Linked DNA regions of Homo sapiens: region 1 is linked to region 2. A link is an interaction called in ENCODE POLR2A ChIA-PET data of the cell type or tissue named here. Cell type or tissue: endothelial cell of umbilical vein. All regions are shown on one strand. Links, peaks and the distances in the headings refer to the core of each region. The heading gives the core; the rest is flanking DNA. Region 1 overlaps TCF4 (transcription factor 4). Region 2 holds the start of LINC03092 (long intergenic non-protein coding RNA 3092).

Region 1 (8,000 bases), core at 1-8,000, 660 kb before region 2:
AGGAAAATAGTGATATTCATTAATATACAATGATTACATAACATAGTGTGAACAAGCCAGCCTATAAATTAAATAACCACCTCAGGTAAACATCTACCCATCAAAAAGATATTTGCTAATAAAACGACACTTAATACATGCACAGTACAGTGACACACAATTTAAAGAACATATAATAATTGCCTTCACTTATTTAATCTCCATAACTAGTACTCTGTGGCAGGTATTATCATTCCCACTTTAAAGACAAAGAATTAAGGCTCAAAGATCCTTAGATGACATTTTATAGATCAAAAGCTACTAAGACACTGGAATCAGGGTGTGAGCAAAGTTATTAAATCAGAGCACTTAAACTTGAGGGTCAGACACATCTTGATGAGTAACCTTGCTGCTCCCCAGCAGTGTGACTCTGGCCAAGCTGTATCACAGGTTTGAGTGTTAGTTCCTTCATCTAGTTAATACACAGCTTCTTTTGAGGCTTAAATGAGAGGACACCTAGTTCAGAGAATCAGCAGCATGTTATAAAGGAGAGTGCATTTCCTTGTGTCTCCTCTGCTGTTTCCTCTATGCAAGAGTGCCTTAAAGAGCAGCAGCAAAAAAAAAAAAAAAAAAAAAAAAAAAAAATCTCCACCTAAAATAGACTTAGGTGAAGTCTGCTAAAATGGAAAAAAGAATTATAAAAATACAGCACCATGCTAAACTCTTCCCAATGGAGCAAAGATATTCAATCACAAATCTTTTTGGAGCACCAAACACGACTGGCCTGAGAATTATGTATGTACTTAAAAATATAATTTCTGCTGATGTGTTAGTACTCAAATCTATGTTCTCATCTTTAAACTTAGAGGAATAGTAAATGTTGCCAAGCCAAGGAATAGGAGGTTACCCTTGTCCATTGAAAAAAGGAGTATAGTTTATTTAGAAGCTAAACTAATTGGTATTTTTTGCTCTCCAGCAGGAGTCACTCCTAACAAAAAATTTAATTCATAAGCTAAATTAAGGCTGATGTTTAGTTAGTAGATGCATATATATGGAATGTTATAAAAAATTGTAATAAATGGTGATAGCTTAGACCCAACAAAGGATCCATGTGTCATATTCAACTTAAAACTGCAATGACAAAAATCCCTAATAGGTATGAGTACAACTTCATAAAAGATCTAATTACTAACAGGAGGACGCAGACAGACAGACACACACACACAGAATTTATTCTGATGACAATAACTTGAGACAGCCTTGCAATTTAATAATGAACACCAACAAACCTCTTACGTGTATATTCCCATATTTCTTTGTATTGAAATCTTAAGACTATGAAATAACTGTTTTCTTATTAAGCAATTAAGATTTTTACTTTTTCAATTGGGATCCTAATTATTTTAAATTTTTTTTCAATATACACACGTATCTGGAGAAAATATTTATCTCAGATAAACACACTTATCGGATAAGTAGAAAATATACTTATCTGAAGTAAATCCATATTACACCAAGAAGTCAGATAAAGCACAAATCATCTCAATCTTTTTAGTGGCATGAACTTATTTTCTTGGCATCATTTAGATATTCTCAGGTAAAATACTTTTAACTATTTACATGGTTCAAATATGGACACATTTAGTTTGGAAGATGCTTTTATCACAGAAAAGTATCAAAATATCAGCGTAAACTGTGAAATCTAATTTTATTTGTGTCTTTTTTAGTGACTTCCTATGTTATCTTGAATTGGTTATTTTTATATGGCCTGGGTTCATATGTAGACATTCAAATGGTTTATCACATGATCAAATATTTATTTTCTGAGTGACTGGTCAGATAGCTTGTATTCATATTGATTATAAAGTAATTCACATTGATTACTAAGGTAAGCAATGGGTTGTTTTTTAACTAGATTTTTGATCCATAAGTAAATATTTGACTTCTACCTTTCTGTGGCACTATTTCCCTTTAGAAGAAAGAAGAGACTTCTCATTTTGCTTTATGTGGCATTATAAAAACTCACACAGACATATATGGTTTGGAGAGACAGCAGCATGCAAAATAGATGCAAAAACCAGATTCTCAAATTTCAGTATACAGTGAAATCTGATCAGATTCATTTCCCCACTTTTCCACATATTTTCATGTCTGAGGTAAAGAATTCAATGAGTATGCCATTATCTACATGAACATAACATCTTCTAGGAAATTCAACAAACCAGAGATACAAAATGGCATCACCCTGCAAACAAGGTAAAATGTAGCTAATAGCATTATGTGATATGGCAAAGTGTAATACCAAGTAGCAAGACCAGAATATATAGATTTTTAGGTTTAATTACACTGGAACCTACACATTTGACTCAAAGTGAAATTCACTTCTTCCTTCCTCAATTTTTTGCAAAGTAACTGCAAAAGTCATAAATTTACTACTAAATCTCTCAAATATTAAATGAAATTAGGCAAACATAGTGCAATTGACACATCTGAAGACTAGATGTGATTTTTATTTAAGGAGAAAAGACTTCATTATGCCTCTTATTTTTCCCCAGGCCGTCAATCTTTTTCCCTTGGGATAAGTGGAATGTTCTTAAAAAAAAAAAAATAACAAACCCTTATCCTAACCCAGTGTAATCCATAGCCAGTCTCCAAGTTTGATACAAAAACAAACCATTTCTATTTTGGTACAATGAGGAAGCATCACACTGGACAATGTAAAAACAGAGATGGAGGAAGTTGACTCAGATTGCTGCACTTCCTAGATGAAGCTGGTTAGCGAGCTTACCACAATCACCTGAGTCAAATGAAATTCGAGGACAATTGTTTTTTTCCCTCAAAATGGTACACGTGTAAATGAATTCCCAAAAAGTTAGAGGGGAAATCCTGGTTATGTTTATTTGTCTGGATGAAGGATGATAGTTGAGAAACTTTTAACAAAAAATGGATGGATGAAGCTGACTGGAATCTCAGCACAGGATGTTCTCAATTTTAAAAAATTTGTGAATAAATATCAGGCTTCCCAATGCATTGCTCGATAATCAGAGGGGAAATGTGATTATTACAATGAAAATGGTTTTCATTCTAAATGAACTAATTATCTAGGGTTTATTAACCCTCTTTGGGGGTGAAGATTCTAGCAATTTCCTGAGGTTTCTAACTGTTGATTACCTTTGTTCTTTCACATCATGGAGCAATAGGACAACTTGCTAGGCAGAGAACAAACAATTGTCAAATACTTTAAATGGCCACCTCTGACAAACGGAATGAAAAGAGTAGGTATAAAGGAAAAACAAAACATAAATTTTAAAATGCAAGTGAATGACCATACAGTGAGAGCATCCAACGTACATCCATCACTGAAGTGCCTTTTCAAGTTCGTGTTTAGCAGATCTAAGTTCCCTCAAGGCCAATCGATAGCCTAAAGCTTAAGCAGGTCATTGGTCCATTCCTAATCTAAATATGGTGTTCTTTAACTCAAAATAAACTTGAATTTTAACGACTGAGTTTTCAAAATAAGCACTCTCTTCATTCTGTTAATCAAAAGCACTTATATACCCACCCCACACATAAACACAGACACGACCAGGAAGGAACAGGTGAGACAAGTTTTGCATCATCTTCTATTAAAAGACAACAACTTAGAGTAAATCCCACGAGTAATCTAAAAGACTTTTTTTAAAGAGATAATGTGCAATTTTAAAAAATTCTGGGTTTTCATTAAATAACAGTGAAAGAAATTCATAAACTTTTATTGAGCATAAACAGTACTAAAATAAGAATGATTTGGGAAAAAAATTGATATTGATAAATTTTGGCTTTTAACATTAACCCAGCTGAATCAGGTATGGGTGATGAGTGAGAAAAAGTACTGTGGCAGTATTGGTCTTATTTCCTTCATTTATGGTTGGGCCAAAAATTGATGTAAAAGTCATCAACTAGCTTTACTGACAGCAATGCCAAAGGCCAAATTATGGTGCTTACCAACCAAAGACATGAAAATTGTCTCTATTTGTTTGACAGGGGTATTTGTTTTCAACAATGTCAGCACTTTGACCTCTTCAGGCATGATTATCAAATGCATTTTGAACATAAAACAACTTTAGCATTTCTAAATATGAGTCAAAAGGACAAACAGGTCAACTCTCACCCTTCCCTCTAGTTGAAGATATCCCTTACTGCCGAGTGGGTTGTGTTCTCTAACATCTGTTCAAGAACTGAATGCCACATTCTTTATGGGGTCTGGACCTGTATCTACTTAGTACCATCATATAGTAACTGTGTTGTGTGCAAGGAAATGGTACAGAACATATGATAAAGACAAGAGTTCCTCAAGATATACCAATTTTGTACATGGGCTGTGACCTTCAAACTTGCCAGCAATGTTGGATTTTTTTTTTTTTTTTTTTTTTTGAGATGTAGTCTCACTCTGTTGCCAGGCTGGAGTGCAGTGGCACGATCTCGGCTCACTGCAACCTCTACCTCCCGGGTTCAAGCAATTATCCTGCCTCAGCTCCTGAGTAGCTAGGAGTACAGGTGTGTGCCACCATGCCCAGATAGTTTTTGTATTTTTAGTAGAGATGGGGTTTCGCTACGTTGGCCAGGATGGTCTCGATCTCTTGACCTCGTGATCCGCCTGCCTCGGCCTCCCAAAGTGCTGGGATTACAAGTGTTAGCCACCACGCCTGGCATGTTGGATATCTTTAACTAATCAACTGCTCATATGTTCTGCAATAAACATATGTCTACTTTATTAAAAATCTAAATGTATTGTGTCCACTACATTTTCTTTTTTTTTGAGACGGAGTCTCGCTCTGTCACCAGGCTGGAGTGCAGTGGTGTGATCTTGGCTCACTGCCACCTCTGCCTCCCAGGTTCAAGCAATTCTCTTGCCTCAGCCTCCTGAGTGGCTGGGATTACCAGCATGCACCACTACCACGCCTGGCTAATTTTTGTATTTTTAGTAGAGACAGGGTTTCACCATGTTGGCCAGGATGGTCTTGAACTCCTGACCTCGTGATCCGCCCGCCCCGGCCTCCCAAAGTGCTAGAATTACAGACGTGAGCAACTGCCTGAGTAAGTTCTAGCTTTGTAACTTACCTGCATAAGTTCTAGCTTTGTCTAAATCTGTTTCCTTATAAACCAATAATTTTCAAATAACTATGAGTTAAATTGTGACCATATAACCTTTGTTCCAATCCCTAACTTCTGTGTTTATGTTTTTATTATAATGTAATATCTCTGGCAAATAAATCTCTGAAAAACATAAAAACAATCAAAAGTTGTTTCTCCAGTTGACCAAGCAAAACTCCACACGGTCCCTGAGATTTTCAGGGAAGAGACAGACAGAAGCTGCTAGACAGAAGCTCAGTGGAGTATCTGTGGTCCCTGTGATTTTCAGGGAAGAGACAGACAGAAGCTGCAAGACAGAAGCTCAGTGGAGTATCTGTGGCCACTGTCTTAATCACACCAGATCTGCAGCTCTCTGTGATCCAGAATCAGGTTCTGTAGTCACTTCCAGATAAGGACTATATTCTAGAATATAGGATTCTCCAGCAAAGTTCAGTGCCTTGTTAAATAAACTAGGCATAGGCATCTACCTTGCTGCTCCCAAATATCTTAAATTTCTAAACAAAGATGATAATTTAGCTTTCTTTGTCCTGTGCTCCAACAATATAATCTGCACACAATAGGAGCTCAATCACACTTTGCTCATTGAGTGAATGAGGAACAAAAAGAGATTTATTTCCTTCCTTTCCACAACAACAGAAATCATCATGTCCACAGAGAAGAGAGTTTGTCGGAAAAACACGATAGCCAGCTGTAACTTCCATTTGAGAATAAGTCTTCATGAAATGGGAAAATGAGCATATTACTAGCCAACAATTTTCAATAGAGCTATATCTACTTTAGACTGATAAAACATGCACACAATATGAGGACCTGTTCCCCTAGTTTCCAAATGTTCTAATTATTATTTTTGATTTCATGAACCTGGTCTGTCCTTTACCTAGATTATAATCTGCTGAGGATCAGGGATGAACCAAATTTTATTTGCTGTCCTGGCAGAGAGTGTATTCAAAAACATATACAATTCACAGAAGAAGGGGGCGTGAGGGATCTAATTTACCTTCCTTTCTCTTGTATAGCGTGGCTACTCTCTCAATACAATAACTAATAATGCCAACAACATGCTAAAGGCATAAAGATGGACACATCTATTGTCACTTTTGAGAGGTGATACTGTTATGCCACTTATTATGTGTGATGCAGACTTCTGTTTGTTTCAAATGTTCTTTAATTTTTTTTGGCAAGTCATCTTTACTTATTTAATCTATATTCTACTTTGAACATTCAATTATAAACATTTTCTTAGAGGGACACCATATTCTATGGTTAAATATTATTTCCTGATGACGTAGAAGAAAACAAAGGGAAGAAACAGGTGCTTTCCATGTCATTTCCACATATTTAACTTCTTATTTGTTGTCCTTTCCAACACATTCCGTTTATCTAGATTTGAGGCAGTACAGAAAAAAAAAAACAGCTTAAAAAATTATTTTGTTGCATTGTTAACAGAAATATATGTTCATAACAAAGGACCTCAACAACAATTACAGTAAGCCAGGTGGCTGATTCCATCTGTATATCATATATTACACTGTTATCATGGACCACATGATTACATAATTTAGGATGCACTTGCTATCACTGTATTTTTAAGAGTCATATAAGCTCTGTGTTTATTAGTCTGCAAGGAGAATCAGTGGTACCAGACCCTTATAAAGCATTACAAAATGAACTCTGATTTGTACAACTACATGTGGCCATACACACTTCGGTGCAAATCTTTCCAATGGCAGAAACATTGGCCATTGCTGTCCACCTTCCAGGAGGCGTGGCACTTAGTAGGTGTGCTATAAATATTTGTGAATTTTTCAACCTCGAACTTTAAGCTGATTCAGTGCCAAGTGAGTGAAAACTTCTGACTCACGTCAGTGTTTCTTTCCCTTTGAGGAGATATAGACTCCATTTGACAATATGGTAGGAATTATACTCTGTATCACCAGTTACTTCTGTGATGTATACACTTGATGAATATAATTTTGTTGACTAGAATTCTAAGAGAAAGGCACTAAAGTTTTATAAAGGCCAATTTGAAATAAACTTAAGATCTAAATACACAGAAGCCCACATCTTTTATGAAACAAGCCTAATCGGTCAAGTCTACCAAAAAATTTACTAAATATATGTGAACAATTAAATAAAACCTTTCAACATTCTTAACAAAGAAATATTTTGTCTGAAAGCATATTCTAAAATAAGTTATCATTCTGGATGTTTTAACCTTTTTTTCTTAAGGTTTCCTAACTCATTGATATCAAAGAGACACCTGGTAGCAATGCTATAGTTAAGTATCTGTCTGGGTTTCCTTCATAATTCCTAATTTTCAGATACTTGTAAGGAAATTGCCAGAATCTTAAATGTGCTATACAGAGTTGTCTGTAAAGATGCAAATATCATTTCTTATTCTCCTTATATTCCTTTCTTTCTACAAAATTTCAAAACTGCTCAGTCATTTTGAATCATACAGTGTATAAAAATAGACTTTTAATACTTGAGATATTTTATCTCTATTGTCTATGGCACTTTCTCCCACCAGAAAAAAAAAACAAAACAAAACAGAAAAACAAACAAAAAAAACCCTCAACTCACCTCCGCATTCCCCAATATATCTTAATTTCTTTGAATAAAATGCAGGTGCTTCATTTCAAATGGGGTCCAAAGACTGACATTTAAAGCTAACATCTTAATAAGTGGCTATGATGCTTAACATGTTGGCATTCACAGCACTTCCACTTGCCCCATGTAAGTAAAATTGGGCCATACCACCCTACTGTGTATTACATCTAATCTGGATTCTGTAATCTCAATTGCGATTATCCCTTTTGTTGTTTTCAAGACTGCAAGTTCACAGTGAAGTTGAAAGGCAGGACGAGGTTTATTTTATAGTGAATATT
Region 2 (17,690 bases), core at 3,791-11,790:
TTCTTATTTTATTTTATCTTTTTTTTTTGCTTTTTACTCTGTTATATCCTACCTTGAGATAATGGGGAAAAAATCTAGTGTCTTGAATAGAAGATGAGAAAGGAAAACTAGAAAGACCATGAGAATGACATAATAATGTAAAAAAAAAAAGATACATATACATGGACTATTCCTATTTCTTCATTTGATGGCCATCATAAAAATGAATATTTTATAATGGCAGTCTCATCAGATATATTTTAAAGATCCCAACCATTGCAAACATACATCTCAAGATAAAAAATATGATTTAATGGGAAATCGGAACTAAATGACACCAAGAAGTAACTGGGCAGGTGGATGCTGTGTTGGAAACTCTCTCACATACTGCTGCCACCTTCTCCAACCACAACATTCTAAAATATACATCAACACAAGGCCTTCAAAAGTTGGCAGACTATTGTAAGGCAAGTTACTCAGAAATAAATATAGATATACTTTTAAAAGGTTTCATATGCCTTTTTGCATTATTCCAAAAATGTGTAAATTAATTCTACATAAAATAAGAGGTGGAAATATACATAAAAGGTTAAATAACAGCACCAGGAAGAATATGATGAAATGCTAAGTGAATGATACAGACCATTTTTCTCAAATGGGAGCGCAGAAAACCCTGAGCATCCACAACTTCTTTAAGAAATGTAGAATTTTGTTTAACTATTTCGGTACCTGATTTTTAATTTAAGTTTACAAATGCATGTATGATTATAAATGCATCTTCCAAGTAAAGGTCAACTGACAGCACAACTTACTGTATAAATGCAGATTTCACAGAAGTCCAAATGGAGAAACCTAAAGGTAGAATTGAGTCATAAAATATACATGATAATATTGTCATGGAGACTCAAAAGGCTTTGCATGGCAGGATTATATCTTCACCACAACCATAAGCATTCAAGGAAGTCCCATTCTGACTCTAGGTGTCATTGGATTAGTTACCCATTTAATGCAGGTTTCTATAACACTATCATGTGATCCTTATTTCCAAGTGAACAAGTCAGCATTCCAGAGAGATCAAAGGACATTGCATTAAAGTTGAGTTGTTAAGTAATGGACTTGATTATCTTAATTATCAAATAAAGCCTTGATGTTACCAATGCCAGTTTCATTGCTTGTAGTTAATAGGCATTCTCTGTATAAATAGTATTAAAGTTACACCACAAAAGCAGGTTTAAGTTATAAGTAAGGCTATATTTCTTCCATGATTAAGCCCAATATTACAGGTTTAGTTTCTGCAAAACAGTGTAATCTATCCCGTTTAAAATTCACACTGTCAAATTGAATTTTATTGGTTTTGTGGTTTCGGTGATATAATTGTATTAATACTAAACACACAAAGATAAATGTGCTAATACTTGTAGAGTACTTGGTACAGTCCCTGACACAAAAAGAGTGTTCAATAAGGATTAGTTATTACTATTTTGTGGAAAATATATATTAGTACATCTCATTTAGGATGAGACTGAGGTTCTCAATCTTTTCTTTAAAAGTTCTCTAAACATTACTCAAGTATAGTAAACACAAGATGGGGAGTAACTGCCAGGAGATTCATCTGTGACTGGCGAGATAGGGGTGGGTTCCTGGAAGAGAAGGGATTCAAAGAGATGTTATCTCTTTCAATGAAACACCAGAAAAGTGGTGTCATTGTTATGACAAAAACTTAAAATTGAGGCACAGAAAAATAAGGCACCTTTTTCAAGCCTTTTCATCAGGGCAGTATAAGAACCGCTTTCACTTTTAGTTCTCAGTCGCTAAGACTATGAGTCCTTTCGTTTTTCCTTGTTACTTAAGCCCAAGAGTATATAGCACTTATTCTTTTGTCTTTACATAATGTTTTTGGAAATAAATAACAGTTGATTATATTTGGCAAGCAGTACTTCTTACCATATTTTGATATAATAACTTTTTTCAGTTTGCTTTGGAAATTGACAATTATGACGACATTGAATAGAGGTTAGAGGTGACGTGAATCATCAGGGTAACCTAGATATTTACATGAATGCTGGTTTTGATGAAGCATAAAACTCTTCTTTGACATACACATTATCTCAGTTGTGAACATGAGGACCACATTGCTGTGGAAATGCTGACAACACCTCTCAATCTGCTTGCCAAAAAAAAAAAAGCATTAAAAAAATCAATGTGTATCAGATGTGTTTAAAAGGTATATAGATACCTCATTTTAAAAGAGATCTATATATGTGCTAGAAAAGACATTACACATAAAATATATTCTGTGGAGTACATTCATAGTGGTTGTAGCTCTCCATTTAAAAATCATAACATTGCAAAGATTGACTACAAAACTTAGAAAGATTTGCCTTCCAACTACAAAGTAATGAGAAACCAAACACACAAAACAAGCACAAAAGGAGTGATTATTTAATCTTTTCTTTCCTAGCTATTCAGCAGGATATCTGAGAGGAACTTCCATGTGCAAGGTGAATTAATTATGACTAGGAACTCTAAAATATATATATGTATAACACAAATATATGTTTACATATGTATGTATATCTACATATACATTTCTACATATACATATGTGTATATACACACATGGCAAGTATGGTCTTCTTTTAGGAGCTAGAAAAATCTACTGGGGAAATGAGATTAATGCATAGAGCAAAAGTAAAGAATTCAAAAGAAGATATAACTGTAAATTGCAGCTCCATGTCTCTCAGCATTCTGGGTCACCCTTCCCTTTTGTATCTTAACACCACTTAGAATTCCTCCAAGAGGAGGAGGAAAAGAAACTTCTTTCAGGCAATCCACATTCCTGAATTCCTTGTGCCTGGTCTTTATTCCTTCCTGTGATGCTATATTTTCTACACTAACTGCCCCTGCCCCTCCTAACCTCATGAGTCATTCCCAGGGTATCAAATGATAGCTATCTGCAGGTCTCTCTCACTCTCTGCTTCTCCCACTCTTCCGTCCTTTCCCTGTGCTAATGCCGTTCTCTAGCTGAGCAAGAGCTTATTCCCTTGCTATCTGGGTATTCATCCTAGGGAAGGTCACCAAAAACTCGGCCCCAGTCAGATCCTGACCTGCTGCCACTATTTGGAAGTTTGTTTTTCCTTCTTTATTGGTGGGAGTTCTTCCCTCCACCTCTTCTTTTTCATCCTTTCTTTCAATATTCTCTAAAGTTCTGTCTCCTAGTACATGAGGTGGTGATCCGGGGAGGCTGAACAGCCTGTTATTTCATTATGCAGAACAATTGTCTGCATCATAAAACCAGTCTCAGCTGCTTCCATTCCAGACAAGCCCCTGTGTCCCAGCTTTGTTTAATTAAAATAGTCCATTGAAGTATTTTCCCAACAGTGGAATCCACCCTTAAGAGGAATTTTGCTACTTCCCCTGAGCACAGAAACAGCATTTTTCTTAGTGTTATATAAATAACAGTATTGTAATAGACTGTAGGAGTAATACAATAATAGTAGCACATTGTGTTGCTAGGGAAAAAAATTGTCTGAACATAGAGTTGGAGTAAGGTGGAAATGAGTTGAATGGGTAGGTAGAATTCATATGGCAGGAAGCGTTGAAGGCCAGGCAAGAGTGTTTTATTTGGGAGTGGCAATTTTGGGAGGTACTGGTGGGTTTTGAAGTAACTTTTCCTGGGAAAAATATTAGGCAGATATATTTGAGATTTAATCTTACTGTATATAGTCTTGTATCTTTTTTTCTAGTTAATATTGTTTTATAAGCACTTCACTATATCTTATATGAATGTTCTTAAAAACATGATTATTCTGTGGTGTGCTAGAAATAGCGTGCACTAGTTAACAAGAGCCAGTTGTGTTCGTGGCTCTTCAAATCCACATTGAATGACTTTACTTTGATTGGTAGCTTGAAATTGACCATGGTGGGAGTATTTACACCATGAAAGTTCTTCTACCGGTACCATGCTGTTTTGGTTACTGTAGTTCTGAAGTATAGTTTGAAGTTGGGTAGCATGATACCTCCAGCTTTGTTCTTTTTGCTTCAGATTGCCTTGGCTATTTGGATTCATTTTTGGTTCCATATGAATTTTTAAATAGTTTTTTCTAGTTCTTTGAAGAATGCCAGTGGTAGTTTAATGAGAATAGCATTGAATCTATAAATTGCTTTGGACAGTATGGCCATTTTCACAATATTGATTCTTCCTATCTATGAGCATGGAATGTTTTTCCATTTGTTTGTGTCATCTCTATTTCTTTGAGCAGTGGTTTGTAGTTCTCCTTGTAGACTGGGTAAAGAAAATGTGGTACATACACACCATGGAATACTATGCAGCTGTAAAAAAGAATGAGGTTAAGTCCTTCACAGGGACATGGATGGAGGTACAGGCCCATTATCCTTAGCAAACTAACCCAAGAAACCAGTAAAACCCAGAAAACCAAATACCGTATGTTCTCACTTGTAAGTGAGAGCTAAATGATGAGAACATATGGACCTAAAGAGGGAAACAGCACACACTGGGGCCTACCAGAGGGTGGATGGTGGGAGGAAGGAGAGGATCAGGAAAAATAACTAATGGATACTAGGCTTAATACCTGGGTGATAAAATAATCTGTACAACAAACCCCCATGACACACATTTAGCTATGTAAGAAACCCGAAGTCCTGCACATGTACTCCTGAACTTAAAAGTTAAAAAAAGAATTATTAAGAGTTGATTATCAAGAATCAGGATGATATTGCTTTAGACATAAGATTCTTACCATAACAAGCAGGATTCTTCTGCTTGGATAAAATACAGCAACATACTTATTTTGGGAGCTGAGACATTGTTTATGTACTAGACTGTGAGTTCCTCTAGAACACAGATCACATCTTAATGATGTATTCTTTTTGTGCCCTCCTGTCCCTACTACCCAGTGTAGTGTCTGAAAGATGATAAAATGTTTATTAAATGAATCAATGAGTGAGTAAATTAATGACTGTTATGATCCTTGAATAGGTTATACAAACTAAAATGATACTGCTTTGCAGCACCTCTGCAGATGCATCTGGAGGCAGAGTTCTCACTAAAACCTTTCCAAGAGCTGTTTCAATTATCCCTTCAAGCTTTACTTAAATAATAATTGTTGAATAAAGTAAGAGGCTCGGTGCACCTTTTTCCTAAAAAACAAACAAACAAAAAAACCAATTTAACTGGTAAAAAAAATACAGAGCAATCATTTAAAATGTCTGTCTGAAAATTGTCCTAAGGGCAGAAAGATTAATTTTAAAAAATCTACTAAATCTCAGTAAAAGCTGTGACAGTCTATGGCATCTGAGCTATGATCCAGTCCATTACCTCCACCTTAGCTCAATGTTACAGAAGCTTTGCCCTAGGCATAAACAGCCAAGTAGACAGGGGTTCCTTCTCCCTCCATCTCCAAGTCTGGGCTATGGTTTGATTCAGGAAAGGACAGGCTGTTGGCATTTCTCTCCCTCCAGCCTCACATGTAGAAGCTTGATTCCAAGTAGGTGCACCCAAGACAGCTAGCTTTCCTGATTTCAAAACTTACTACAATGCTACAGTAATCAAGACAGCACCACATTTCATAGGAATAGACATATAGATGAATGCAATAGGAATTGTGAGTTCAGAAATAAACCCTTATATTTCTGATGAATTGATTTTTGACAAAAGTGCCAAGAAAATTCAGTGTGGAGAGAACAGTTTTTTTTTTTTCATCAAATGATTCAGCAAGTACTGAATAACCACAAGCAAAGGAATGAAGTTGACCCCTAACTCACATTATTAAAAAATTCATTTAAAATGCATTACCAACCTAAATGTAAGAGTTAAAACTATAAAAATTTTACAAGAAAACATAAGGCATAATTCTCTGTGATTTTAATTTAGACACAACTCCAAAAATACAAGGAAGAAAAGATGAAATAGAGTGAACATCACAAAAGTTAAAAACATTTGTGCTGCAAATGATACCAGCAAGAAAGTAAAAGAATGGTGCACAGAATGGGGGAAAATATTTACAAAACACATGGGATAAAGGACTTGTATCTAGAATATGTAAAGGACTCTTACCACTTATTAATAAAAAGTTCAAAATCCAATTTAAAAATGGGCAAAGGATTTGAATGAAAATGTATCCAAAGAAGACACACAAATGATCTATAAGCATATGAGTATATGCTCAACATCATTACTCATTAGGGAAATGCAAATCAAAACCGCAATGAGATCCCATCTCACACCCACTGATGGCTAAAGTTAAAAAAGGGCTCTAGTTTCTGGATGTTCGTAATGGAAATGAGCACCCTGCAATCTGGGGCTGATTTTGAGAATGTTCTTTTGGGACAGTTTAATATGAAGGTAGAGATGTGAAGTGAACATAGCAGAAAGCAGCCAGATGAGATGGAGATTCTAAACCTTCTTCTGGAATGCCCAGCATGTCTGAGTCAAAAGACTTTTGGATGACTTGAAGGATACTGGACCCTGACAGTGGCCCCAGCACTGAGAGTGGAGAGTCGCCCAGTTGATGCTTGGACCTATGACTAATGGAGAAAGGACAGTACACATTGGGGCATCTGTAACAAATGGTTTGTAGACCACTAACAAATTAGATGTTTGTAGAAGTAGCAAATACAACATGTGATTGAGGATTAAATAGACTCTTCCACAGGTCAGTGAGGAATCAGTGAAAATGAAATCTCCATGGAATGGTAGCTATAGGCAATTCCAAGGAAGAACGATGGACTCTCATCACAGAATTCTCTATTATTAAAACAACTGGGTAATATCTTAAAACATTACCTAATTTATTTTCATCCTGTTAATTTCTACTGCCCAATGGCCTTTCACATTTGAGACTGAGGCACGCATCCCTTAGGTGGGAGGAAGTGTCCATGGCCAACTGAATATCATGAAGATAATCAAGATTTTGCTTTCAAAAGAAACCTTTATAAAGTGAGTATGTAGAGACAAAGATCAATAAAATTCTGCTTTTCAATTTCAAGAGCCAGATACTTAAGAAGAAAAAAGGTGTCCTGGGTTCAAAAATGTTGTCATGTAAAAAGTCAAACTTGTGAGTACTCAGAACATAGATTATGTATCACATTGAATTTTCTCAAATTTTTTTTCTTGCAATTGTTGACATGGCCATATAATTTTCTCTTTTATTCAGTGTTGAGGTGAATTATATTAATTGATTTTTGAATGTTAAAAAAACCCTTTACATTTCTGGGATACATTCAATATAGTCATGATACATTATCCATCTTATATTTTGCATTAAAGAGACTTGTCTGTAATTTTACTGTATTATAATATCCTTGTCAGGTTTTAGTATCCAAGTTATACTAGCCTCAAAGTGAGCTGAAAAAAATGCTATTTGTTTTTCCATACTGTAGAAGAGTTTCTAGAACTATGATATTACATCTTTGTGAATGCTTAGAGGTGTTGACCAGTGAAGCCATGCGGACCTGAAATTTTCTTTGCAAGGAGATTTTAAATTATGGATTTTTTTTTTTTTTGGTTTGACTTTTCTATTTCCTCGTTTTCAATTTTGGTGAGTTGTAATTTTCAGTAAATTTTTATTACTTTATTTTACTTTATTTGAATTTAATTTTAAATTCTTTTCCTAAATTATTGAGTGTGAGGGACGTCATTGGTTTTCAGGTTTCTCATTTTCTAATGTATACATTTTAAGGCTATAAATTTCCCTCTAAACATGGCATTACCTGCATGTCACAAGTTTTTGAGATGTGCCATATTAATGATATTTCAGTTTGATTTTTATTTTTTCTTCTTTGACTTACTCATATTCAAAATGTTATTGCTTAATTTCTAAACATTTTGGAAATTTTCTAGTTATTGTCCTACTTTTTCCTTCTAGCTGAATTCTACTGTGGTCATAGAACACACTCTGTCTGATGAAGGGAATAAAGATCTCTGCTCTGGAGCCAATTAAACTCCTCAGATAGGACACACCTAAACCCAAATGAGAAAGGACAAGTGAAGACATAAAAAGGCACAAAATCCCAAGAGCTATTCCCCCATTCCCTGGGACAGCACCCCCACCCCCACTCAATCCAGTCCTGCTCTTCTAGATATCCTTAGATAAGTGCTTGGGGAGCGAGGATAAAAAGAACAAAAATATCATCAACCCCATTCTGTCCTACACGGATGCATTAACTTCTTACTTTCAAAAAATGAATATTATTAGCAATACATCTATATGTTTCTGCTGTCTCATTCGCTGTTTACCAAATCTATTTGCCCTCTCTGGTCCTGTTTCTTCCACAAGGACAAGGTGAGTGACATAGTATATAGGGCCATCACTCATAAGATAACTTCTCCTTTTTTAAGGGGCTTGTGACAGAGCACAACCACCCTGTGCTGAAATGTATGCAGTCCATAGACCAGGTGCTACACAGCGTATAAAAAGTGAAAGAGTCCTGTGATCCAAGAGTGTTTTTTTGATCCTGGATACACTTCTGCTATGGCAACAACCCTAAAGACATGGCTTAAGGCTAATCCTGGGCTGTGATCTCATACTTTTTTCCATGTTTTATTTATAAACATTTCAGGAAGACAGTTGACGACAGGGTCATGTGCAGGAGGAAGACTGTTGTGCAAGCAGACTCAGAAACAGGAAAGACTAATTAAAGTTCAGTAGCCTTTCCCAGGTGTATGTTTTCTGGACCTCAGGCATAAAAAGCTGGACCAGTTGCCTCCTTTTCCCAAAGAAATCAAGGAAAAATAAATGTGCCAATGACATCTACAAGGCTTACTAGAAGCAGAAAAAAAGACAAACTTTCTCTGATAGGGTCATGTAGAAAACCAACCTAAACAAGAATCACTAGTATAAGGGCACTTTTTAACCCAACTAATATGGAAAATTGTATAGCTTTTTTGATACTGTATATCATAAATTTGAAATATATATTTTTAAATGCCTTGAGTTCAACTCAGTTTTTTAGTTACTTCCATTTAAATAATTTTGGAACTTTTACATAATTTTATGTAACAGCCTCATAAAAATTCCCAATTTTGAGATATCTGATTATATCTTAACCAGCAGCCTACAGTTACACTGTTATATAATGATCCTTTCAATTCTACAGATAATGCGTTATCTGTAGATAATACATTATATTCTTTGTTAGTTTAAAAATAAGCTAGCAAAATGTTTAAAAATGCAAAGAAAAAAATCACACAATCTTTTTTATATCCTTTAAAAAATAAAACCATATTTTATATAGTTGCCATCATACTGTAATTGTAATTGTGTCTTTTTTCACTTAGCATTATGTAATAAACATTTCCTTAATGCCATAATGTTTTATAATTATCATTCCAATAATTCTATAATATTTCATCTAATAGAAATCATCTAAGTGAATAATTTTTATATTACTAGACATTATTTTATAGTTTTAAAATAAACAGTGCACTAATGAATATTTTAAATAAATACCTTTAGATTATTTTTTAACAAGAAATTCCCACAAGTAGAGTTGTTGGGTCAAAAGGCATGGATATAACTCTTGACACACATGGCGAAAAATTTTGGTGATAGATAGCCAACATCAATTTTTGTCTTCTTACTAGGAGTACCCTTTTTCTATCCCAGGTGTCTATCATTTTCTATTCAGCCACATACTTCAAGGAAACGTGGACTCATCTTCAAGCACAATGGTTAGAAAAAGCCCACCATGGTAATTCCATTCCCACTATCAGTGATTGGCTTAGAAAAGAGAATATGACTTAATTTTATTTAATAATTGGTGAATGAAAATTTGCCGGGGTGATTTCAGGGGATGGTTTCTTAGATGTTAAAAACAGATTTAAGGATAAGACCACCCTTTTTAAAATTTCTGTTATTGGTGGATAAGGATGTGATGCCTAGAACTATAGCAGTCACCGTGTGATGTTGAAGAGAACTAGCTCACAAGCACATGACACAGAAGAAAGACAGAAAGAAACTCAGTCCTTGTAACCTGTTGAACCACTAAATTAACGCCCTTACATTTCTCTCCTTCTGGAATCCTTATCATGTGAAATTACAGGGTTTTTGTTGTTGTTGTTGTGTAAGTGAATTGAATTGGACTTTCTATTATGTGTAATGAAAACTTCCAAAATTATTAATCATATTGTGCAATTAGTTCCCAAAGGGTGGCAGCAATTCTCCTATCAGCAATGTGTTGATGTATGTTTCATAGCAATACACACACACACACACACACACACACACACATATATATATATAAACATCCACATATATACATAAACATATATAAACTGATGGGATATGTATATTTAAGATTTGCTAAGTTAAGTTGGTTAAATTTAAAATGTTATCTTTCATTATTTCTTCTGCATTTCTGTGTTCAATAACAAAGTTGTATTCCAACTGTTAGGTTTAAAGACACAATGCTTTTTACTACTACTAGGGAATAGAGTTGTTTTTGATGTGCTGCTGCTGCTGCTTCTTTTTTTTTTTTTTTTTTTTTTTTTTGAGACAGTGTCTTGCTCTGTTACCCAGTATGGAGTGTGCAGTGGTGCAGTATCAGCTTACAGCAACCTCTGCCTCCTGGGTTCAAAAGATTCTCGTGCCTCAGCCTCCCAAGTAGCTGGGACTACAGGTGTGCACCACCATGCCCAGCTAATTTTTATATTTTTAGTAGAGACGGGTTTTTGCCATGTTGGCCAGGCTGGTCTTAAACTCCTAGCCTCAAGCGATCCACCCATTTCAGCCTCCCAAAGTCCTGGAATTACAGGCCTGAGCCACCGTGCCCAGCCTGTTGTGCTTCTTTATGTTACGAATGGATGACCAGAGCCATTTGCAAAAATTTGAATAATTATATCAGAGGTACACAAAAATTTGAAATAAAATCCCTTTTTTTTTGTTTTTTGAGATGGAGTCTCACTTTGTCGCCCAGGCTGGAGTGCAGTGGCACGATTTTGGCTCACTTTAATCTCTGCCTCCCACATTCAAGTGATTCTACTGCCTCAGCCTCCCAAGTAGCCAGGACTACAGGCACGTGCCACCAAACCCGGCTAATTTTTTGTATTATTAGTAGAGACGGGGTTTCACTGTGTTAGCTAGTATGGTCTCGATCTCATGGCCTTGTGATCCGCCGGCCTTGGCCTCCCAAAGTGCTGGGATTATAGGCATGAGCCACCGTGCCTGGCCTAAAATCCCATTTTATCAAAATATTCTTGATACCATAACCACTGTCCAGCCTTCAAACATTTTTTTTTATTTCTAATAGCTCTAATTTCCATATCTGTTTGTAGGTTCACATTAAAAAGAGAAGGAGCTGGTAGTTCTCATCTCTAGCTGAGCAGTAATTGTATAGGAATATAGATTAGATTTCTTTTGTTTGGTAGTAACTATATTTTTGAGATTATCTTGAATCATAATTCAAGGAATTTTCCAAACAGAACATTTCTAATGTTTTGTATTACAACTGCATCTGTTCTATAAAGAATAGAATTTAAGATGTTAATAACTGGAGGTAGCTATTAAATAAATATTGTCCAACATGATAAATAAATGTGACAGATCTAAAAATGCTACTATTCTTCTAGGAAAAAATTTAAAGAAATAAATGGATAAAATATTTTTTGTTATTTTATAGTCTTTACTACTTATTTTAATGGATAATTAAATACTTATAAATACATTAAATACTTTAATGACTACTTAAAGGATACCTATATCATTTTGAGTAAAAGATAAATATTACAATCCACATGTTTCAACCGCAAAGAATAATAAAGAGGTAGGATGGGATGTGACACGATCATGCCAGGATATAGTGACTCCTGGCCTTTGGGGACACCCTGCGTTGAAGAGAAAATGATCTTGTGTGATCATGCTAACAGGTATGAACTTCTCTGCAACACTCAGGTTACAATATTTCATACTTCCTATCTTTCCACAAATCCACTTAACCTGGCTTGAGGCTGCATGGTCCAGATGGACAGGATTATGTGCCAGCCAAGAACACAGGGGTCTTAAATGGTACCCAGTGAAGCCCACTGGCCTTCCACTTTTGAACAGGAAAGATCCCTGGTTCCAGGCAGTGGATGCCATCCTTCTTGCTGCTAGATTTGGATCGTAATCCTGAAAAACACAATCCCAAACACCATAATCCTGAATTTGAAATCTCCAAAGATCAAAATCCATAAACTGTAATATCACTCACTTTGAAAATCTGGAAAATCACAATCGTAAAATAGTTACATCTTGTTAGACCAACTCTCATGGGCCATCTCCATGCCATTGTCCATAATCTAACCTTGTAATCCACTGCTTCATATGTTGAATTTTCTTTACAGTTTTTTTCTTTTTAGGATTTTTTTTTTTACTACTTTAAATTGTCAGCATTATTTTTCTACATTTTTCTATGCTTTGTATTTCATCTTCATATTACTTACAATACTGGAGGTATAAATTGTGTAAAGAATTTTAGAGAGCTCAGATTCATTTTATGAATTTTTAACAAATTTGGCTCCACCAAAGTGCATTATGATAATGTTGACTTTGTGTTCAAGTATTGTGCATGTATATAAAAATGCTGAGACTTCCTTAATAAATGAAGAGATGTCCTTTTTGTACATCTGCATTTGTGAAAGGCTCGTGATCTGGACTCTTTGGGTGACTGCATATGTAGTGGTGACCCATCCAGTTTCTGATCAATTTCATTAAAAGACTTAAGTGGTTTGTCACCATATTGCAGATGATGGCAGTATTAAGTTGGGTGCACACAATTACCAACCATAGTGATAGGTGATAACACATTTCCCTTTTTGACCAATGTCTTTATGAATACGGTTCATCTGTTCATCTGCCCACAACTGTTATACCCATGCCATTGTCGTTAGTGCACCTGACTGCTCCTGCTTGCAAAATATGTATGTTGCCATTGCCTCTTTTATTCTGTAAAGTGGCCTATGAATGTTCTGTCCTGTTTTTATATGTTTCTCAGATAAGTCCTCCTTTAAAATGTAAATAAATACGTTTTAAAGAAACTTTTTTTTTTGAGACAGAATCTTGCTCTATCCCCCAGGCTGGAGTGCAGTGGCATGGTCTAGGTTCACTGCAACCTCTGCCTCCCAGTTCAAGTGATTCTCATACCTCAACCTCCCGAATAGCTGGGATTACAGGTGCCCACCACCATGCCTGGCTAATTTTTGTATTTTTAGTAGAGATGGGGTTTTGCCATGTTGAGCAGTCTGGTCTTGAACTCCTGACTTCGGGCGATCTGCCTGCTTCGGCTTCCCAAAGTGCCGGGATTACAGGCATGAGCCAGCGTGCCTGGCCATTTTAAATAATTTTTAATGATTTTTTCCAGAATTATATATTTTCAAGATTTTCTTTTAGGGTTTCAGCATTCGTGATTATGGCATTTGGAATTTTGTCTTTCAGGATTATGATTGGCTTGCCTTGCTGCCACATAGAGTGGTTCTCCAGTCCTGCTTCTCCTGAGTGGGCCTGGCATTGCTAGTCTAGGCTGAGATAATTTGCCACTTTTCCCATTTTTACAGGTAGGCAGGCTTGGTACTCCAAGTAGGGCAATTCTCCTGGGATGTCCACTTCTTTCTTGCCCCTTTGAGTCAAGTTACTCCCTGCCTCATATTTCCCAGACCACTGCGCTTGGTGTTGAGATGCGCTTTCTGCTGTGAAGGCCTGTGAATCCAATTACAGCTTTCATCCAGAGTTCCAGCTGCTTTCCTTTATATTCCAGAAATACAATGGATCAGTCCACTGTTTTAGACTTTCCAAACTTCACTAGGTCACGTTGCCAGTGCAATGCTCTTACTACCATTGGGGAGTAGTAGGGAGTAGAATTGGTTTTGATGTGCCTTATGTTATGAATGGATGATCTGAGCTATTTGCAAAGATTTGCATAATCATTACATACATTATATACAATCAACCCACATATTCACTTATCCTAAAGCAAATTGAGCTGAAAACAGAACTTCAGTTTTGAACACTTTCTCTCCCTGCCCCCATTCCAGATCCTCTTATTTCGTGTCTGGGAATGCACCACTACACATTCATGTGCCCAAACCTGAAACTTGAGCATCTTTCCTATCTACTCCTTTCCCTTTATACTTCCCATCTAATCACTTACCAATCCCCATCCTTCTATTTCATTTCTCATATATATATATATATATATATATACATATTTTGCTACATCCTCAACACCTCATCTTATTCATTCATTCTTTCGTCTCTGAATTCCTAATACAGGCTCCTAAACAGGTCTCGCTGCTTGATAATCTCAGCCCCTTCCAACTCATATTCCACAATTCTTTCAGTGATCTTGTAAGAATATAGGTCTTATCGTGTCACTTCCTTCTCAAAGTCCAGTTTTGAGTCCTTCGTGTGTTCGGCATGTGATCTGGACTCTGACTTGGCATTTAAGGCACCATGTGATGTAGCTCCCATCTATGCTTCCAGTTCACCTCCCTCCCATTCTGTTCCCCTGCCATCTTTAATTACTAGCAGCCACCAAATGCACCAGGTGGTATCATGCCTCCTTGCTTTTGAGCAGTTTGCTTTTACTAGGATGCCCCCCTCCTGTACTATTTTTTCTAGTTTCTTAAAAACTCTTTGACTATTAGTTCTTCCCAAATGCATTTCCCATCTCACCTTCATCTATGCCTCCATTGCACTTATCTCCATAACTGCCTTTTGCTCCTATTAGATTATGAGTAGGGATTATGTTTTGTTTTGTTGTCTAACACATATGAATAACCCTAATTATAATGATTTCTTAGCACTTGCATGCTTTTTCACTCAGCCATGAAAATAATGGCTGCATAGTTGCCTCATATATTTAATTTAACATATTAAGTTATTCATTTTAACTCATACTTACCTTATCAGGTAAGCTACTGTTATTTTTATTTTCATTTTGTAAAATGAAGGTGCAGATTGCTTAGGAAGTTTCCCCAAGTTACACAGTTGCTAAGTGACAGAGCCAGGATTTGAACTGAGACATCTGACTCCAGAGGTCACTTTCTTGTTCATGCTGCTTGAGGGCTGCCCTGGGTGCTTGATAAATATCTCATTTGTGGACATTAAGATGGGAGTAAGAACTTTGGGAAGATACTCCTTACCCTTCTAGACCATTTGTACCTCTTAAAAGAGGCAAAATGTTTAAGCTGGTACTGGGACCTTTTCCCACTTATGGCTTTCTCCTCATGAGTCCATAGTGTAGTATGTACCTTCCTTTACTCTCTGACCCTTCGCATGATCAGTGTTTTCTTTCTTAGAACATAATCCAATACCCTTACAATCATGATAATGATGATGCGAGTTAACATTTCCAGGATGTTGACTGTATCATATTAAAAAATTTACCACTGACAGTAGAATAAAGCCCCTATAGACCTTGGTAAAGAAATTTTAAACAAAATTTGTTGTATGTATTCATGCCATAAAGGCAACAATCCCCACTGCTTGCATGCAAGCTGCCCTTTTTGGGATTTTAAGCTTCTTCCTGCTGTCATCGGGATGTAAAGGCTGACTTGATCCTTTTTTGACTAGCCCCAGCCTGCACCCCTCAGAAACCTGACTTAATTTTCTCTCCTACCACCACTCAGTCCCACACCTGGGGAAGCCACAATGCAATTAATAGTTGCATTACTTAGGGAAATTATTCAATCTTGCTGAGCCACAGTTTCTGTCTCAGTTTTTTTTCTGTTGTTGTTTGTTTTGTTTTTTTGAGATAGGGTCTCATTCTGTCACCCAGGCTGGAATGCAATTGCATGATTATAGCTCACTGCAGACTCGATTTCCCAGACTCAAGAGATCCTCTTGCCTCAGCTCCTGAGTAGCTAAGACTACAGGTGCATGCTTCCATGCCTGGATAAACTTATAAAATTTTTTGTAGTGATATGGTCTCACTATATTACCCAGTTTGGTCTGGAAATCCTGGCCTCAAGTGATCTTCCTGCCTCAGCCTCCCAAAGTTCTGGGATTACAGGTGTGAGCCACCCGCTCTGGCACTTACCTCTTTCAAATGAGAGTAACAATTATTCCTGCTTCATAGAGTCACCTCCTCTGGTCTGTCTTCCCTGACCCTGTCATCTCAGGAAAGAATTAACCTCCTCTTCATTTTAGTGCTTATCTACTTTGCTCGGACCAATGTGTGCGTCACACTCTACTGTAATTGTTTGTTTATTTGTCTGCCCCACCTACTGAATAGTTAATATCTCAAGGACAGGGACAATATCATAGTTTTGAGTCCCTTATCCCTAGATCACCTGTTGGACTGAATTTCCACAACTACCACCCACCTTTCTCGAGAGTCTCTCAATTGTAGCTGCTTTACATCCATAAAGCCACCCACATCATCCACTTGGATTTCAAATCACTTGAGTAAAACTGAGGGGGTAACATACTAGGGATCCTACTCACCTTAGACAGGAGAACACAGAAATGCTTCTGGTCATGGTATTCAAGCTTTGTCCCATCAAACCATACTAACCAGGCCATCCTAAGTCTAAGGGATGGACAAGAACTTCTGCTGATGATTCAGCCAAAATATCTATGACATCTTACAAGAGGTTTCCATTTCTACACCAGAATTTAGACAGGAGGTGAACTGTGAGTTGATTTCCGGAAGAGTGGCTCTGAATGGGGGGCGGGGTTGTTGGAGACATGCTGTCGAGAGGTGTCTGAGTCTGCAGAATTTGTGATGATAGCCGGTTCCTTGGATAGTACTCTTCCTCATCCTCTTCCAAATCTCATGGTCTATTACAGCTTAGGTGTCCAGAGATTCGTTTGTGCTGAATATTATTTGGAACATTGAATCAAGCATACATCTTTTTAATAGTTAGGGTTATCCCTCTCTCCGGGGATAATTTCACCTGGGACATTGAGGAAATGGAGCTTGGAGTATGTGCACTTCCTGTCATCAAAGAGAGGAGGAGAGGGCGAGCACATTCCGAGTGTGAGCAAGCGGAACCCCTCCTACAGATGTGCCTTTCACTCTCATTTCCTGCTCCAGACCAACCCTTCGGAGATTATTTTCAGGGAGATCTCCCTCTTCTTGTGAGGCCAGAGACTTTTCTAGTTATAAGGCTGGTGCATGTGACGTGTCTGGGCAAGCATACAGCAAAACCACAGAGAAACCAGGGATTAAAGAAATGAAACTGGGCAAACTAAAAAACGCCTTTTGCAGAACTTCTCTTAAGCTTGAGATAAACACCTCCACCTTCCCTCCTCCCTCTTCAAGTTCACAGTTTATTTTTCACTGTGTTCAGCTTGTGGCAGTAACCTCTACTAGAGAGAAGGGAAAATGAGTTGTCCTAATGAGGTGGCTTCCCTAAGCAGCACAATCCTCTGAGTTCAGGACTGAAAGAAAGTGAGAAGAATCCCTCCTGGGATGAGATCTTAAAAGGCAAGGAAACAACGGCCTCAGTCATTTGAGGATGAGTGCATTTTCCCAGTGGGTGCATTGAGAACCATCTTCCTTCAGGCATACTCTGTGGACTTGTGATTTCGGCACTGGCCCAGTCTAAGTCACAAAGAGCAGACAACTCTGTCCCCTTTTCCAGAAATATCAGACTTATGGGAAGATTTCTTCTGCAGATTCCTGTCTTCTTTCTCTTACCTGTAATGAATCATATCTGAATGATGCTTCCACCGGCCAAGTTCCAAGTGCCATCTTTTCCTTCAAGGAAAAGG

What was found. ChIA-PET counts read pairs that join two places held together with the same protein. Peaks named below come from ENCODE experiments on the same cell type or tissue, not always from the same donor. Only the 100,000 strongest peaks of a DNase experiment are listed, where the experiment ranks them.
Region 1: POLR2A ChIA-PET joins it to region 2 with 10 read pairs; 2 of 35 experiments call an interaction of 5 or more read pairs at or near these places.

What each region holds. Positions count from the first base shown.
Region 1 is chr18:55,325,808-55,333,807 of GRCh38, forward strand. All of the region lies in intron 8 of TCF4 (transcription factor 4), which reads right to left. Among named protein-coding and RNA genes, the nearest start is that of TCF4-AS1, 120 kb to the right of the region's middle. In endothelial cell of umbilical vein, for the core only: no CTCF peak of the experiment used is centred there; DNase peaks (open chromatin) are centred at 2,694, 3,334 and 6,594; H3K27ac peaks cover 3,701 bases.
Region 2 is chr18:55,980,290-55,997,979 of GRCh38, forward strand. It overlaps LINC03092 (long intergenic non-protein coding RNA 3092), which reads left to right and starts at 15,922. Exons shown (of 2, transcript XR_001753454.2): 1 at 15,922-17,690. In endothelial cell of umbilical vein, for the core only: no CTCF peak of the experiment used is centred there; a DNase peak (open chromatin) is centred at 8,542; H3K27ac peaks cover 1,138 bases.